2 separate regions of the Homo sapiens genome follow, and region 1 is linked to region 2. Evidence: chromatin contacts called from ENCODE Hi-C or POLR2A ChIA-PET data. All regions are on one chromosome and are shown on one strand. Each heading gives the region's core, a stretch centred on a gene start or an enhancer-like site at or near the end of the contact. The rest is flanking DNA. Distances are from core to core; before and after follow the strand shown.

Region 1 (2,784 bases), core at 64-2,563, 280 kb before region 2:
AAAGGAAGTGTCATTATATTGGTAAAAACAGCCCTGTCCTTTCATTCAATGGAAAGAAATCAGAAATCCAACCTGGAACAGGCTTGGGCTCAGTGGAAAAATCATGTCCCAGTGCAAAAGTAATGGCTGTTGTAGATTAATAACCATTTACAGCTTTTTATCTTGGTTAAACTGCTATCTTCCAGACTGTAAAAGATAACCTGGGCTTGTTGCAGAGCTTTTTAAAGAAAACACTCTGCCTCTTAGGAAATCCGTCTCCCTATGCTTTGCTCAGGAGTTTGAAGTCATTCTGTCAATATCTTGGAAATAACATTTCTGAAAAGCAGATTATTAGCCCTGAGTTACATCTTCCACCAGTGGAATATTTGCCTTGCCTAAATAGCAGGTGGGGCTTAAAAGTGAGAGAATATCTCTGTAGAGAATTTCTGAGCTTTCCATTACTGAAACACAAAGATGTATTTTAGGAAATTGCAGAACTGCTGCATCCAAATCAACTCAACACTTAATAAGAAAAGCACAGAATCTATCATTATTCCTATTAGCAATGAGTATATATGAGTGGATTTCACCTTGGAGATTCTCAGAGCAAAAAATTTACAAGCTGTTCTCTATATACAACAAGACTTTGCCCACACTAATAACTGGAGACTTCATAAACTGTAAGGCACAAAACCTATCACAGTATAGCTGGGGAGATTTTAAGATCAAATATAATTATTCAACAAGCAGAATCAAAAGACTCCATGTCTATACACACTTGGTAAACAGCCAGGATGTAAACTGTCAGCCCCAGGATTCAGTGTTTCCCTGTATCTTGCATACTCTACGCAGTTTGCTCTGAATCACTGTTTAAAAAAAAAAAAAAATTCCAATGATTCATTCTCCTCTAATCTTAGTAGAAAGCATTTCCACACCAAAGTGGACTTTATTTTTTCTTCCACTCTCAGTCAGCATGGAGTGAGACAGAAGGTCAGGAGCCTGTTTGCTAATCCTTTCTCTGCCACAAATCACAAATCACCTCTAAGACCTGGAGTAAGTAACTTCTCATCTTGGCCTTCCTGCCTTCCTTCATCTGTAGAGTGTGGGGGTTGAGCAGGAGGATTTTGAAAGCCCCTTCCAACTTGAGGATTCCGTGATAATATAAAGCTGTTCCCCGGTGTCTGGCAAAACTCCTAGTTTCTGTCTCTCTTGTTTCCTGACGTACAGTTAAATTATGGGTCCCTCAACTGAATTTCAATAAAAAAGGCTCTTACCCAGGGTTAATTGCAAGTTTTGAAAGGGGGAAGGGAAGAGCCCACATGAAGAGTTGCTGAGAGCCCAGCAATTGCTACCAGGACTAGAATCAGCATATCTGTTTTGCCAAAATTCTTCTCTGAGGTCACAAAGCCCAATCCTCTTAATAAAAGAAGCAGGTTCAGCTAGAATTTTCCCACCCAGTCTAACAATGATGGAATTTCAAGACATTGTTCAGTTGCTGTCATAGGAAATTGAAGTTTTTAGATCGAAGCTGGTATTACTAGTATCTCTTGTTGAGAGGCAAACCAGAAACAATAAACTTTTATCCAGAAAAGAAAAAGTGTTTATTTAAACCCAGAAGTATCTATTGCTGTATCTCAATATGCCCAGCCGCAGGGCCACAGTAAGAGGTTCATAGCTGAGCCCTTCCTGCTCTGCCCACATCATACCAAACATGTTAATACATACATACATACCCAATCTCATCCTAAACATAACATTTTTCTTTATGCTGCAAAAGGATTTTTATAATTTTGTTTTTGAAACTTTCATTTTGCAGTGTATTTCTATTTTGTAGCCTATAATTTTTTCCAGTTTTCAAATATTTTCATCAGCTTTTAAAAAGTTTCACGTCTATAGTGCCCAATAAATTAAAATCTCCCTGATTAACCTTACGTTCAACATTCTTCTGAAAATACACCAGACCATCAGAACTGGCCACATAGTAAAAGTCACAATCAAAGAAGCCTCTTCCAGATACCGCACAAGGCAGCTACATTCCCTGAAGCCAAACTATATTCTGGAGACTTCAACGTCAAGTAGGCTGGGTTCCAATTTGACACCAGGATCCTTAACATCTGGGAAGACCAAATTTGGGAAAAGAAACAAAAGTAATAAGTTTCCCTTCAGAATATAAGTTTGAGAACCATTCAAATATGGACTTCATACCCTTCTAGAAGCTGATTCTTCCTATCTCATTATACATTGACCTTTGAAATGGAGCTTTGCCCTGTATACTGTAGCTGTATTGAATGGTGCTTCAAGTTCCTGGGATGGGAGTTTTCAGGCAAAGCAACCTGGCACCAGGGAAGGCGGGGATTGTAAACCAGAAACTGTACTGTACTTGGTATTGGAAAAATAATCAGTCTGCCAGAACAGACATCTTCTGTATTCCGACACCTAGTATCTAATCTAGAAAACATTCTGATTGTTCTCACTCATTTTTTTCCATGACAAAACCGTTGCCTCAAGAGGGGGAAAAAAATCCCTGATAATCTTGATTACATTAAGGGGTCAAAGATCCATTTAGGACAGCTATTCTTATCCAGCGTCATTTTCAACATCAATAACATATTTCAATAAGGCTCTCTTTGAGTGTTTCAAAGCAAAATCACCTTGAGCCTTCATGCAATGGACTAAGTCAATAAAGTCCATTGAAAATTGAGATGGAAAACCTGTTTAAGAATGTGCAGTTTAGAATCACATGTGTGAGAAATTTCTTCTTAATATGTCCTGGCCCCGTGATTAATGCTACATTTTTCCCAGATC
Region 2 (2,700 bases), core at 110-2,609:
ACATGGTGAAACCCCATCTCTACTAAAAATACAAAAATTAGCTGGATATGGTGGTGCATGCCTGTAATCCCAGCTGAGGCATGAGAATCGCTTGAACCCAGGAGGCGGAGGTTGCAGTGAGCTGAGTGCACTGCACTCCAGCCTGGCAACAGAGCGAGACACTGTCTCAAAAAAAAAAAAAAAGAATAGCATAATAAAGAACCATAAGTAATTTGCTTATATTTGTTTGAGGAAACTTTTGGATCAAGGTGACAATCCAGCAGTTTGTTCCCTAGTCAAGGTTGAGGCTACACTTTCTGTCAGTAGTGGCTCTCCAGACCAGTAGCATTGGCATCACTGTTATCTGAGAAGTTGTTAGACAGTCTCATGAAGTGTTCGATCAACTGAGTGAGGCTCAGGAATCTGTGTTTTCACAGGTGATTGAGGTGATTCTGATGCATGCTGAAGTTTAAGAACCACTAATCTGTAGTGTGTTAACTTTTAAGTTTGTTCTGGTTTTGGTAAATTCAGAGGGATTGTTTTTGGTTTTGTAAGTATAACCTTGCAAAATTAGACCAACCTCCCAAGAGACAGCTATCATAAATGTTTGGGATAAGATGATACCAACTGACTTGACCGTAGACCAAAAATTTCTATAGTTCAAGATACCTGTGTTTGAGATCATTCACATTAAAATTTTATCATATACTCTGCTTAATTAAGTACTTTGTTGGCATGAATGAATAATCTGTACTGAAAATGACAGCTATCAAAAGCCAAAATAGTTATCTAACAGCCCCAGGGAGGGAGGTGAGTCACCTATTCTGCTTTGGGCTGGCATATTTCTTTATAGACTAAAGGGTGTGGGAAACAGGAGCTGTGCTTGGGCCTTTAGGATAAGAAAACCTGGGTGGTTTTTTCTTTTTTACACTTTCACTGAGCCAGACTGTTACATTGTGGTTTCATCATTTTAATTGAATTGTGGAATTCTGAAATATGAGAGAAACAAAATAAATAGGCCCTGTAAATGCACATGCAAATAAATTTTTATTATTATCAATAAACGAATCTCGTTTACTCTGACTAAAAACAGATGAAAGCAATTATAAAGGCTGCTGTGCCATCCAGCCCCTCCCTACTGACTGCTTTGACTTCTTCGAAAAAAAGGACAGTGGAAAGTGAAAACAAGCAGCTAGAGATGACAGTGTAGTGAGAATAAGAGTCAGACATCAGAGAAATGAAGGCAGAAGAACATTTCAATAGGGAGTGGTTAACAGTAGCAAAGGTTGCTAGTAGGTTAGATTAGGGCTAAATGTGTCCATTAGATTTAAGAACAGGATCAATGGTCACCTGGAAGAGTAGTTTCAACGCAGCATAAAAGAGGAAGCTAGATTGTCATGGGTTGATTTATGAGTGGGAGATAGTGTAGAAACAGCAAATTTTGGAGCAGATGTTAGTTAGATGTGGAGTTAAGTGTTTTTTTTACCAAATGGTATTTACTGGGTAAGATTGTATTCATTATTATTTAGACCTTGCCAACTTTATTACCATGTTGATTTGGCAGATTTTTATTTAGCATGGGTAACCCTAACAAATTATTTTTCAAATAAATGTATTGTTTCTTTCAGGCTGTATGAAATATTATAATTCAGTATTATTTCTTTGCATACCCTCAAGAATCTAAGACCCTGGTTAAAAAACTTTGCCATGTAGCAGGCGTGTAATTCCTTTTAAAATCTGAAATATCCTTTAACTTATTCTGTTGTCTAAAAGGATTTAAAGGAAAGCTATAATATATCTGGCATACCAAGATGGTTTGAAAACTCCTTGAAAGCTGTGACTTTCTCTTAACTCATCTAACACCTAACATATTCTTTTAAACAGTGTTAGGAAGTTTTGTTTAGCTCTGCTATTTAAATTGTGGTTGCTTCCATTGTAAAATCTGTTTTTCAAATTTATTTTAGCTTATGGTTCAAGAGTACCTACTATGTTCCAGACAGTGCTGGGGTTAAAAATGAATGGCACAGATTCTCCCATGAGTTACAGTTCACTGGGAAGGACAGAGAGGTAAACAAATCATTGCAGCTGTGTGATAAAGGCTATAATAGAAGAACAAATTAATGCCTTCCTTATTCTAATCTAGTTGTTTCCCACCCTGAGAGATTTGCTAAAGTGTTCATGCCAAGTTTATAACTGACAGCAGCTGTAACTTGCCCTTTAAAGTACTGTACTTAGTCTCTGCCTCTGGAAGAGTCTACTAGATAAGTAAGTTACTTAGGGGAGTAGGACTAATTTTAGTCAACACAGACACAGGGATGGTATTTAGGAATCCTTTGAGACTAATAAATCAGGCATTTTAGATAATGCTTATTTTCTGCTTTATCAGCTCTATAAAACTAAAATCCTTTGGTGAATTTACTCTTGTTTATATGTTATTCTTTACTCATCTAATATAAATTACTTTTCTAAACAAGCAGTATAGGTTTAATGATCTTTTATGTGAGTGTGTATGTTTTCTTTAAGCCCCTTAAGAAGTGAAAAATGTGACTTGAGTAAATTTAAATTTGAGTCATTCCTTGATTTCTTTAAAGCATTTTAATGAAATAATTTGAATGTACCAAAACTTTGTAGAATAAACTCTTTACCATTCTTAATCTTGTAGTATCTGTTTGATATGTATAATAATAGACCATCTGCTCTTTTCACTATGAGAGTGAGATA

The links. Hi-C counts contacts between places; a loop is a spot of excess contacts on that map. ChIA-PET counts read pairs that join two places held with the same protein, here RNA polymerase II (POLR2A). Pooled maps may share reads with other maps.
Region 1: a pooled map shows a loop between it and region 2 (4-fold over the local background). The contact joins the promoter of LINC02399 here to the enhancer-like site in region 2. A Hi-C loop is called at or near these places in 4 of 37 single-sample maps with no recorded cell type and 7 of 50 pooled maps. POLR2A ChIA-PET finds 5 or more read pairs at or near these places in 1 of 52 experiments (GM12878).

What each region holds. Positions count from the first base shown.
Region 1 is chr12:89,946,222-89,949,005 of GRCh38, reverse strand. LINC02399 (long intergenic non-protein coding RNA 2399) reads right to left here and starts at 1,313. Exons shown (of 3, transcript NR_135019.1): 1 at 1,254-1,313; 2 at 758-845. All of the region lies in intron 6 of LOC105369890 (a long non-coding RNA gene), which reads right to left.
Region 2 is chr12:89,662,335-89,665,034 of GRCh38, reverse strand. All of the region lies in intron 1 of ATP2B1 (ATPase plasma membrane Ca2+ transporting 1), which reads left to right. Among named protein-coding and RNA genes, the nearest start is that of ATP2B1, 45 kb to the left of the region's middle. Within about 2 kb of position 1,359, at least 3 of the 41 ENCODE cell types and tissues checked have a DNase peak (open chromatin) inside an H3K27ac peak, as active enhancers do; they include GM12878, where a contact is called at or near this core.